Regions from separate parts of the Homo sapiens genome. Here region 2 is linked to region 1. A link is an interaction called in ENCODE POLR2A ChIA-PET data of the cell type or tissue named here. Cell type or tissue: Panc1. All regions are shown on one strand. Each heading gives the region's core, and the rest is flanking DNA. Links, peaks and the distances in the headings are about the cores only.

Evidence for each region. Peaks named below come from ENCODE experiments on the same cell type or tissue, not always from the same donor. Only the 100,000 strongest peaks of a DNase experiment are listed, where the experiment ranks them.
Region 2: POLR2A ChIA-PET joins it to region 1 with 12 read pairs; 1 of 35 experiments calls an interaction of 5 or more read pairs at or near these places.

Annotation. Positions count from the first base shown.
Region 1 is chr4:123,752,778-123,758,170 of GRCh38, forward strand. The region is part of intron 3 of LINC01091 (long intergenic non-protein coding RNA 1091); the gene reads left to right. Among named protein-coding and RNA genes, the nearest start is that of LINC01091, 110 kb to the left of the region's middle. In Panc1, for the core only: no CTCF peak of the experiment used is centred there; no DNase peak of the experiment used is centred there; H3K27ac peaks cover 422 bases.
Region 2 is chr4:124,629,598-124,634,990 of GRCh38, forward strand. No RefSeq gene overlaps it. Among named protein-coding and RNA genes, the nearest start is that of LINC02516, 74 kb to the left of the region's middle. RefSeq lists a silencer at 2,337-2,416. In Panc1, for the core only: no CTCF peak of the experiment used is centred there; a DNase peak (open chromatin) is centred at 2,354.

The DNA of each region.
Region 1 (5,393 bases), core at 338-5,337:
TAGCTGGCATATGGGAACTTGGATTTCTACAGGGTTCTCATGACCCCAGCTGATAAGAGTTTTTCACTGTATCTATACTGTGTGCAAACAATGTGGTATATTTTGAACATCTGTTTCCCTCTGGGAGTCTGGAATTTTGGTATGTTGGGCACAGAATCTCCAGTGAGTTTTCCTGGTAGACAACATTCTGTACCTCACAATTTATTGCTGGGGGAATTAAGCTTATCCTGTGAGATTCTCCTGGGAGAGAACTTTTTGAAGCGTGTACTTGGTGTAATCTAGACTTCACCCAATGCTCCCTTTCCTTTTGTTGATATTGCTTTGCATCTGTTTGTAGCTCTAAATCATATTCATGAATATAACCATATGCTGGGTCCTTTGGGTCCACCTAGCAAATCATCAAACCGAAAGATGCTCTTGGGGACCTTAGATAGAAATATCATTTACTGTGATAGTAGGAAACATAAAAAACTGGAAACAAGTATGATAAAAGATATACAATATCATTACATCTAAAACTTTAAAATATTATTGAGAACAATTAAAGAAGACCTAAGTAAATACTGTGTTCATGGATTGGAAGATTCAATACTGCTAATATCTCAATTCTTTCTAAATTAATTGATAAAGTCAATGGAATAAAAATAATAATTCCAGCAGATTTTTAAAGGAAGTTAAATTTGATAAGCTGATTCTAAAATTTACGTGAAAAGACAAAGGGCTAAGAATAACCAGGACAAACTTGAAGCAGAATAAAGCTACCTAATGTCAAGATTTATTTTAAAGATATAGTAAGTAATTGAGAGAATATGACATTGGCATAAGAGTGGACAAACTGACCATTGGAACAAGATAGGAAGTCCAGAGACACACCTACACATATATGTTCAAATGGCTTATGATAGAAGTATAGAGGGGAAAGGATTATCTGTTTAGTAAATAGTGCTGCATTTATCAGATAGCCACATGGCAAAAAACATATCATGTACACAAAAGTCAATTCCAGATGGACTGTAGATCTAAATGTGAAAGACAAAATTATAAAACATTTAGAATAAACATAGATGAACATCTTTCTGACTTCGGAGTAGGCAAACTTGTTAAAATAGGAATCAAATACCCTCACATGCAAGAAAATAGTGATACAATAGAGTAAATAAAAGCAGGACCTTCTGTTTCTCAAAAGACTGAATTATAGAGTGGAAAAAGTACTTGCAGTACACATATCTAACAAAGGACTTATCTCCATAATATGTTAGCAAATTTCACAATTATTAAGAAAAATCAACAACAGCCCAATAGGAGAGTGGGCAAAAACTTCACAAAAGAGACAATCAAGTGTATAATAAACATATGAAAAGGTGCTCAATTGTATTAAACTTAAACAATTCTGTAAACTAAAACCACAGTGGGATACCACCAACATGGCTACATAAAAATGATGGAAACTATCAAGTATTGGTGAGGGAACTGGCCCTCTTATACAGGACAGATCAAAGGGAAAATTTGTTACAAACTGGTTTAGCAGTATCTACTAAAGGGGAGCATATGCATATCCTATAACTAGGTAATTCTCCTCTTAGGTATATACCCAGCAAAAATTCATTCATATGAGCAAAAGATATGTGCTAGGATATCACTGCAGTCCATTGATAATAGCCAAAAAATTGGAAAATAAGCAGTATTCATCAACAGTAGAATGGATAAGTAAATTGTACCGTCTTCAAAAAATGGGTTAGTATATAACAATAACAGTGAATGGTCTACAATACATGCAGCAATGTAAGTGAGTCTCATAATGCTGAATGAAGAAACCTACAGAAGACTACATACTGGATAGTTCCTTTTATAAAGTAGGAAAAAGGTAAAATCAATCTACCATGTTAGAAGTCAGGCTCATAGTACCTTAGGATGAACAGTCATGGGGAAGAGAGTGCAGGAGTGGTAGAGATTTTTGTGATACTGGGGAGGTTTGAGGGCTACTTTACAGGTTGTGTTTAGTTTCGAAAAATTCAGCAAGCTGTACACATATGATATAGAAACTTTTCTTTCAATGTGTTTTTTTTTTTTATCAAAAAGCTAAAAAGACAGTATTGGTGGTTTTAAAGTGCTCTGTTTTGGTTTCAGAATTCTGATGTAGTCATTTGATTAAACTGTTTGTTTAAGGATTGTGTTTGAGGAATTTTATCACTTATCATTAAACTATTAGTCTCACGGTGAAAATCTGATATAATACAGCGGAGATATGTCCCAAGTGCTTCAGGAGGACCGAGAATGAAATGGCTAATGTGCGGAAGTGGGAGTAGGAATTCGGGGAGAGCTTCATGGAGAGTATGATGTTTAAGGAGAGCTTTGAGAAGAAGGAATTGGAATAAGCCAGTGCCTTTTCTACTTTGTCCTTTGATATCATTACGTTTTAACTTTGGCTGCACATTAAAATAACCTGTGCAGCTTTAATACATTGAAGCTAGAAATCCATCTTCATTCAGAAATTCTGATTTAATTGATCTGCAGCTGGGAGCTGGGCAGCCGTAATTTTTCATAGTTTTCAAGTCATTTTGATGTGCAACCAGGGCTGCGAATTACTGATTTAGGCAGACAGTGAGAAAGTCAGTCAAGGAGTAGAAAGGAGTGCAGGACAGTGGCTGGAAACTGTAAATGACTTAGAAAGGCTGCATCACAGGAAGTTAGCAAGGCAGGTTAGGAAGGGTCTGAATGGAGAGCCAATCTAAGGAGTATGGCTCTTCAGTAGGCAAAGGGAAGACAGTGGAGTATTGTAGGCTGATGGCTGAAAGGATCAGATTTTCAATGAGCTCTTTAGAAAGATCACACTGGCTGGAGTCTGAAGAATGAACTGGAAGGAACAAGACTGCTGGAAAGAAAATCAGACTTTAATTAGCTGCCTTTACACTTTTTTTTTTTTTTTTAAACAGTCAGGGGCTTGCTCTGCCACCCAGGCTGGAGTGTAGTGGTGCAATCCTAGCTCACTGCACTCTCGAACTCTTGGGCTCCAAGGACCCTGTCAGCTCAGCCTCTGTAGTAGCTGGGACTGCAGGCACCCAGCATGGTGCTTGGCTAGTTAAAATTTTTTTTGTTGTTAAAATAGAGATGGGGTATCGCTTTATTGCCCAGGCTGGTCTCAAACTCCTGGCTTCAAGTGATTCTCCCAACTTGGCTTCCCACAGTGTTGGGATTACAGGTGTGAGCCACTGCATCTGGCCCTTAATGCTATTTTACAAGTTTCTGGGTCCTTATAATTGTTCCTAGTTATAAATCCATTTCCTTTCCTTTGGTGAACATGCACGTCCCTCACCCAGGAATGCTCTTGCCTGCCCTTTTAGACTGCTTGCTTGTCTTCTAATCTTAGCTTAAACATCATCTTCTTTGGAAAACCTTTCTTACCCCTTCTAAGAAAAACTTTTCAACACATAGAAATAAGGCAAAACAGAGGTGATATCAATGGCATTATTTGTCTGTATCATTCATGGATTATTTACTTCTTTAGAAGATCGCACTTGTGTTAATTTTGTTATTTACTAGTTGATTAAAGTTTAGACATCATGAAGTTACATGGTAACTGTGTAGTATAAATGATAACCCAAATATTATAATTTTATTGCTTTCTGGGACATTAATCAGTTTCGTATCTAACTAATAATCCTATTCTGAATTCATCTTTTAGAGATGTCCATGAATTCCCAATTCTTCAAATGACCTTGGAGCCAGCTTTATCTCTTACTGGTTCCCTCATTAATGAGCTAAATAAGACTTTGACACCAATTCACATGATTATATGAGAATCTTGGTTTAGCTTTTTGAAAATTTTACTTTGTCATCCTCTAAGATTGAGTTAGGTCTTGTTTCCCACAGACTGTTCGGCCCCATTATAGCTTGAACTTACTGCCTTCAGGCACCAGGGCCATTTTGACCACTCCTAACCCTCTTGACCCACCTTTGTTTCTCAGGGTACCAGGTTGTAGAATCATGTATGTTTTAAAATTAAAAAAAAAACATTAAAATATCCACTTTTTTGAAGTCTAGGACAGTAACCTGAATATGCCTTATGTTTCTTTCCCAGGATTTTATGAACACTAAAGGTGACAAGGTTTCTCTTTAACTTTGCATAACAGTTTTCATCATTGATTAGAATTTTGTCAAGGGTAATGATTGTTTTAGTTGACGCTCAACTCTATAAATTTAACATAAGAACTGGCTTTCAAAAAATTTATAATTGACAAGTGCATTGTTAAACTCTCTACTGATTAAGTTTCTTTATGAATAAAACTTGGATGTGATTCATCTTGATAACACATAAATATTTCAGCTAAAAAAAATCACACATGCTTATTAGAAAAGGGGATGGAGGGGAAAAAAAGAGTCAACCATAATTTTTTTTTTTTTAACCTAAAGGAAACCATTGGCCAAAATTTAATTGTTATTTTGGAGATTTTTTTCTATGTATAATTTTTCAAAAAGTAGTTGTAATATTTCAAATAGTTGTAATATTTCATAATATTTCATTTTATTATTTATTTATTTTTTCTGGGATGGAGTCTCATTCTGTCACTCAAGCTGGAGTGGAGTGGCACGATCTCGGCTCACTGCAACCTTCGCCTCTTGGGTTCAAGTGATTCTCCTGCCTCAGGCTCCCGAGTGGCTGGGATTACAAGCATCCTCCACCACACCTGGCTAATTTTGTGTACTTTTTTTTAGTGGAGCTGGAATTTCACCATGTTGGCTAGGCTGGTCTTGAACTCCTAACCTGAGGTGATCCACCATCTTGGCCTCGCAAAATGCTGGGATTATAGGAGTGAGCCACAGCCTACATCATACATTTTAAAACTTAATTTTGCATTATGTCCCTTTTCCATATTATTATACTCTTATAGATACATTTTTTAAATAGCAAAATTCATAACTCTCAAGTAAATTAAACAAGGTTCTTAATTATTGCTCTTTCTTGAATTTGTTTGATTTTAGTCACTTATAAAACTAGCATATTGTCATTCAAAAGCACAGTGAAAAATTCCTTCAATTTGTATGAAATATTTAATGGCTGAAGTGTAAATTCTGTGCCACTAATAAAAATTAGAAATTTTGGGTATCTTCTGCAATATTCCACTACTGTGATGTTCTTCTTATCATTCTGGGTGAGTAGGTTGACTCCTTCCTTTCAGATGGTCTCAGGCACTGCAGGGGTCAAGGAAGAGTTATAACCAATATAATTTAGAGGGGATGAAAGTTATGTCACATTTCTTTCTCCTATTCTGTGTGTTTCTTTATTCTTGAAGTATTAATTCCCAGATTCATTATTATTCTTGTCTTAACTGTCACCAGGGTCAAGATTAAGGTCAGGCCAGAGAGGTGCCCAGGGTGCAAAATAATAAGGAAAG
Region 2 (5,393 bases), core at 180-5,179, 880 kb after region 1:
TCAGTATACATTAAAGGTTGACTGTAACCTCAGTTTTTGAAAACCCAGGATCTTTTGCAGTCTATATTTGTGGCAAGGGCTATATTGCCTGGTTGTACTAAAAACACATAAAAATCAAGAAAATATTCAAAACGTTAAGCAGATAATATTTTTTCTCACATAAAACTATTTTTGCATGTCTTCATAGGTATATAATTGTTCATGCATATACTTATTTTTATCAGGTGTTGCCTAGCAGCAAATAAACCCCTGGGTATCTAAATTAGAGCACAGAAGTAACTGAGCAAGCCTGGGGGATAGTGGAATTTCATTTTCAACATAATTAGCTCTGTAATTGTAAGGCCCAGCTTAGTAGATGTATTTGGAAATGTAATTAATTATGATTGATTTAAACACTGTTTAAAATGCATATTTTTTATGTTCTAAAAGCTGAATTATGTAGGGAAAGATTCAATTTTGAAATTAGTAGTGTTTATAAACACTATAGTTTTTTAAAAGTTAATGTAATAAAGTTAGCTACAATTGCCTAAATGTAATTTTTAGATGAAAACATTATACAGCATAAATTAGTATAAATTACAAGAAATTTAAAAATCTGTTTTATGTCAAATCAACTAATAATAGAAACATTACTACTTAAATAATCAAAATATTTTTAGAACAACACATTCTAATAATATTTATAGTCCAAGGAATATGAAAAAACTATAAATCTATCTCTAGAGCTATTTTTAAAAATTATTTTTATGGTAGTTAAAAACACAGAACATAAAATTTACCATATTAAGGATTTCTAAATATACAGTCCAGTAGTGTTAAGTATATGCACATTGTTGTGCAACTAATCTCAGGAAGCTTTTATCCTGTAGAACCTAAACTCTGTACCCACTAAACAAAAACTCCCCATTCTCTTCTCCCAGTCCCTGTCAAACACCAATTTTACTTTCTATTTCTATGAATCTAACTATTCTAGATACCGCATATAAATGAAATTGTAAAGTTTTTGTCTTTTTGTGACTAGCTTATTTCACTTAGCGTATTGCCCTCAAGGTTCATCCATGTTGTAGCGTGTATCAGAATTTTCTTCTTTTTTAAGTCTGAATAATATTCTCTTGTTTGTATTCACCACATTTTATGTATCCATTCATCCATCAATAGACACTTGATTGATTCCACTTTTAGCTATTGTAAATAGTCCTGATATGAATTTGGGTGTGCAAATATCTCTTTGAGATCCTGCTTTCAATTCTTTTGGATATATATCCAGAAGTAAAATTGTTAATCATATGGTAATTCTAGTTTTAATCTTCTGAGAAACTGCCATACTGTTTTCCATAGCAGCTGTACCGTCTTACATTCCTACCAAAAATGCACAAGGGTTCCAATTTCTCCATATCCTTGCCAACATTTATTTTCTGTTTTTTTCTGATTGTCTTGTTTTGTTTTCTTTTGTTTGGTGGTAGCCGTTCTAATAGGTGTGAGGTGATACTTCATTGTGGTTTTGATTTGCATTTCCCTAATGATTAGCAATGTTGAGCATCTTTTTATGTATTTGTTGGCCAGTTGTATATAATCTTTGGAGAACTGTCGACTCAGATTCTTTGTCTAGAGACAGGTATTTTGACAAAAGGAATGCTAAAAAGGAATCCTAAATGAATTTCTTTTAAAAATCCTGAAATAACTTATTTTTCTTCTAAGGAGATACACAGAAGGGTTTTGTTCGTTTTTTTATGGTATTGTTTTATTGTATTACCTAAGTGTCCTAAGAAGAGCATAAAGAGCAGGTGTTGGCTCTACTAAATGCTTGAAAGAACTGGAGTTCAAAAAAATTAAAAGACTTCTTTGATATATTGTCACAGAATAAAAATTAGAGACATGAAGACAGAATGATAATTAGAGACAAAATATCTGTCTCTAGACAAAGGACCTGAATAGACATTTAGGTCTAAATATATTCACTGAATTTTCTAAACAAAAGACAGAATAAATTCTTTAAAAAAAAAAAGTCAGGGTTCATAAAGTTCCATATCAGAATAGAAGTAATTTGCAAAATAGTACTCAAAAAATTTTGTTTTGCTTTGCCTTTTGTTTGTCTTAAGGCCTAATGGGTTAAAAAGAGAAAAGAAAAAGAATAGTGCATTTTTCTTTCAATTAAATTTGCTGAGAGTAAAGCCTGTCCTAGAGTTGAGGAAATGAGGGAATTCTGACTTCCTCAGCCGGGAATGGCTTACAGAGGTGAGTAGGCAGAAAGTAGTGATACTATAGTCTGGAATACTTTTGAAACTTGGCAGAGGGCCCCACTAACCCTGAGGCTGTGTTTCTTTGAAGACCAGCAGAAGCTGAAGGAAGTCATGAGTCATCACAGTCTCAAGGCTTGAATGGCTCATTGGCCTTAACTCTTTCTGCAGAGTAATCTCTATGTTGCTCTTTATCTCATCAGCCTGATAATTTCCTAGGCTTTTGTCACAGTCACTTGAACAAGATACTGCCTTATCCTTCTCCATTTACCAGAAAAATTAGTCCAAATCCTCCTCTGCCCTCAGTTTCCCTTGCCAAGGTTTCTCAATTCAAGCACAACTAATCATTTATCTCTCCCATTCTAAGGTGTATTGACTTCCTCCAGTTTTGTTTTACCCTTTTCCTGGGAACTGCACCCCTTTTGCATTAGGATGCTGTTCTCCTCTTCCCCTAAGACCTTGAAGTTCTAACAGGAACTGACAATAACACTTTACCTGCCTTGATAGAGTTGACTTATTCAAGGGTGGGCCAATCTAGATACTCCCCTTTGAAGACTGAAAAGACTGAAAATCCCTCTGTAGTGGTAATATTATGAGATTTGAAGACCCTAACCTATGAAAGAAGCTGCTCTTCAATAAAACAATAACCTTACATCTAGAGAGAACAAAAGAGAGACAGTCAGGAGGATGTCCAGTTCCCGGCCTCAGCTGCCCCTCAGGCTAAGCTGCATTCTGTTGTTCTATGGTTAGGCAATCCAGCCTTTCCATAAAGTCCCCTGTCTTGGGAATAATTTGAATGGATTTCTGTCATGTGCAAACGGAAGACTCATTATTAATATATTTATTTCCTTCGGCCATTGAATAACCCTCCTTTTATGCGATCTTAGATCTGGCCTGGTGGGGCCTTTGCTTCTCTTTGGCTGGTTAGCATGACCTTTTGATGAGGCTTTACTGAAACCATCTGAAGCAAATACATTACTGTTGTCCTACAGAAATGCTTCGTAGGAGGCAGGGTTTCAAAGTTATTTCAAGACTGAATAACATTTTTTTCCAGAGATATTTTTAACTAAACTGGACCTGTATCATCCAGCTTAAAATGTTTAATACCTATATGTACTCACATATTCTGATGAAGGATCTACCATATCAACCTGTTCTCTCAGCCAAAAAGCAAGTTTATTTTAGATTCTGTATAAATGGGCCTGTCTCTCCTCTTCTTCCAGGCCCTGCAGAGTTGATTTGAATTTAGAGTCTCCAACAAAAAGAACTTATATTCAGATTAGCTTGGGGCATTAAGGATAAAGATAAGAGAGCAGTCTTAATGTGGTGCTTTCAGCACTATAGGATTGCAGTGGGTTTGGGCACAAGAGCCATTTTGGCTTCATTATTAATTTTAGGGTGAACACATATCTATGAGTGGCAGAACAGAGTACAGCAGAGTTCTGTAAATAAGTAATATACAAAAGTAAACTAGAATGTGGAGTTTGTAATAAATCTACAATCAGGTACTTTCAGGAGCTCATTTTACAGACCATAACCTGACTGCCCAGCCCATGACCTGATTCTGATGTAAGGAGATACTCAAATATTCCGTGAGAAATACAGCTCTGTACATGTTAGAAAACCCTTTGTGTTCTTTGCTCCCATTAAGGATAATCCAAAACAGACTGAGAAAAAAACCAGGGAAACACCTCTAGTCATGAACTAATCATTACTTTACACCTCAGTGTGGTCATACCTGCTTTAGGCAAATATCCATGAGAATTCTAAATGTTTTGATTGCTCAATAACCATTGGCAAAAGCAAGGGGGTCTCTTGAGCCGCCATAGCAGGCCCTCCCAAGTGTGAATTACCAAAACCTGCTTGTTTGCCAGCAGCTGCTATCTTCTGATCTCCAAAGCTACATTTGCTTGGAGCTCAGCCTTTGTTTAGATGAATTAAATTGCTCTAGGCGAAATGCATGTTTCTCCCTTTACTGTACTTTTCTCTCTTACTTCTCTGCAATGTATTTACTTTAAAGAGAAACATATGGACATGAAAAAGCATGTTTGGGGGATTAGAAACAAAGCTTTATGGTTCTAGAAATTAAACTTTCATGTCACTCTTCTATTCATGAATGAGAAATGATACTGGAACCTTCTTTTGGGGGAATACATGTTCTCGAAACACATGTGTCAGTTACCAATGAAAACATATACTGTCCCATAGTAAAGGAGATGCATGGCTATTTTGGAAAAAAAGAGTAGGTTTAAAGATCTTGACTGTTACTATTCCGACTTATTTTCTTCAGGGAACATTGGCCTTTTTCAGGCACATTAAAATTAGGGTTTTGAAAATGTTTGTGGTGCATTGTGTCGTATGAAGAGTGGGCTTGGACCTCAAGCTTAACCTGGAAGAAAATATAGCGGTGACAGGTAAACTGTAGGAATCCAAATGATGAATTGTAGTTCTCCAAAAGGCCAATAAAATACTGAATTATAGAACAAAAATAGAACTCTGGAAACACAAAACCATATTGCCATAGTCCAGTGTCATAGGGAGGCAAATCTGAACAAGATACAGATTATCAAATACCATCATTAATCAATTATATTCACTTTTAATATTTGAATATAATTTTTAAGTTTTCTCTCCTCATTGTAGCCTTCTTGTTTTCTTCTTTGTAAATGTTTGAGATTTCATGTCTCCTGGGTATTGAGAAGATGCTGGAATTTATGACTATTCAAATTTACTTTTGAACATTTTTATTTTATTAAAATCTAGAAATAATTTTCAATCAATTTTCCAGTATTAACAATCACCAGTATTTAAAATCTAGATATAGCATCTCTCATTTTACGCTTGGGAAGATATTTCACATAATCATATGAACGGCTGGAAGAATAGGAATCATTATTTCTCTTTTACAGATGAATAGAACAGTAGCCAGGAAGGAATGTGGAACGAAGAACAGCAAAGTGTAGATTACTTTCTAGGTCTCCTGGGTGCTAACTCAGTGATCTTTCTAATACATCACATGCTATTTTTTAAAAAATGTCTCCAAAGTTTAATTACGAAAGAATGGCCCCTACAGAAACCTATGAAATTAAATTTTTCTTTGTTTTGCTCTTGTACATGTACTGCAAAAATTAACAATGATGCAAAGATAATTTGCCA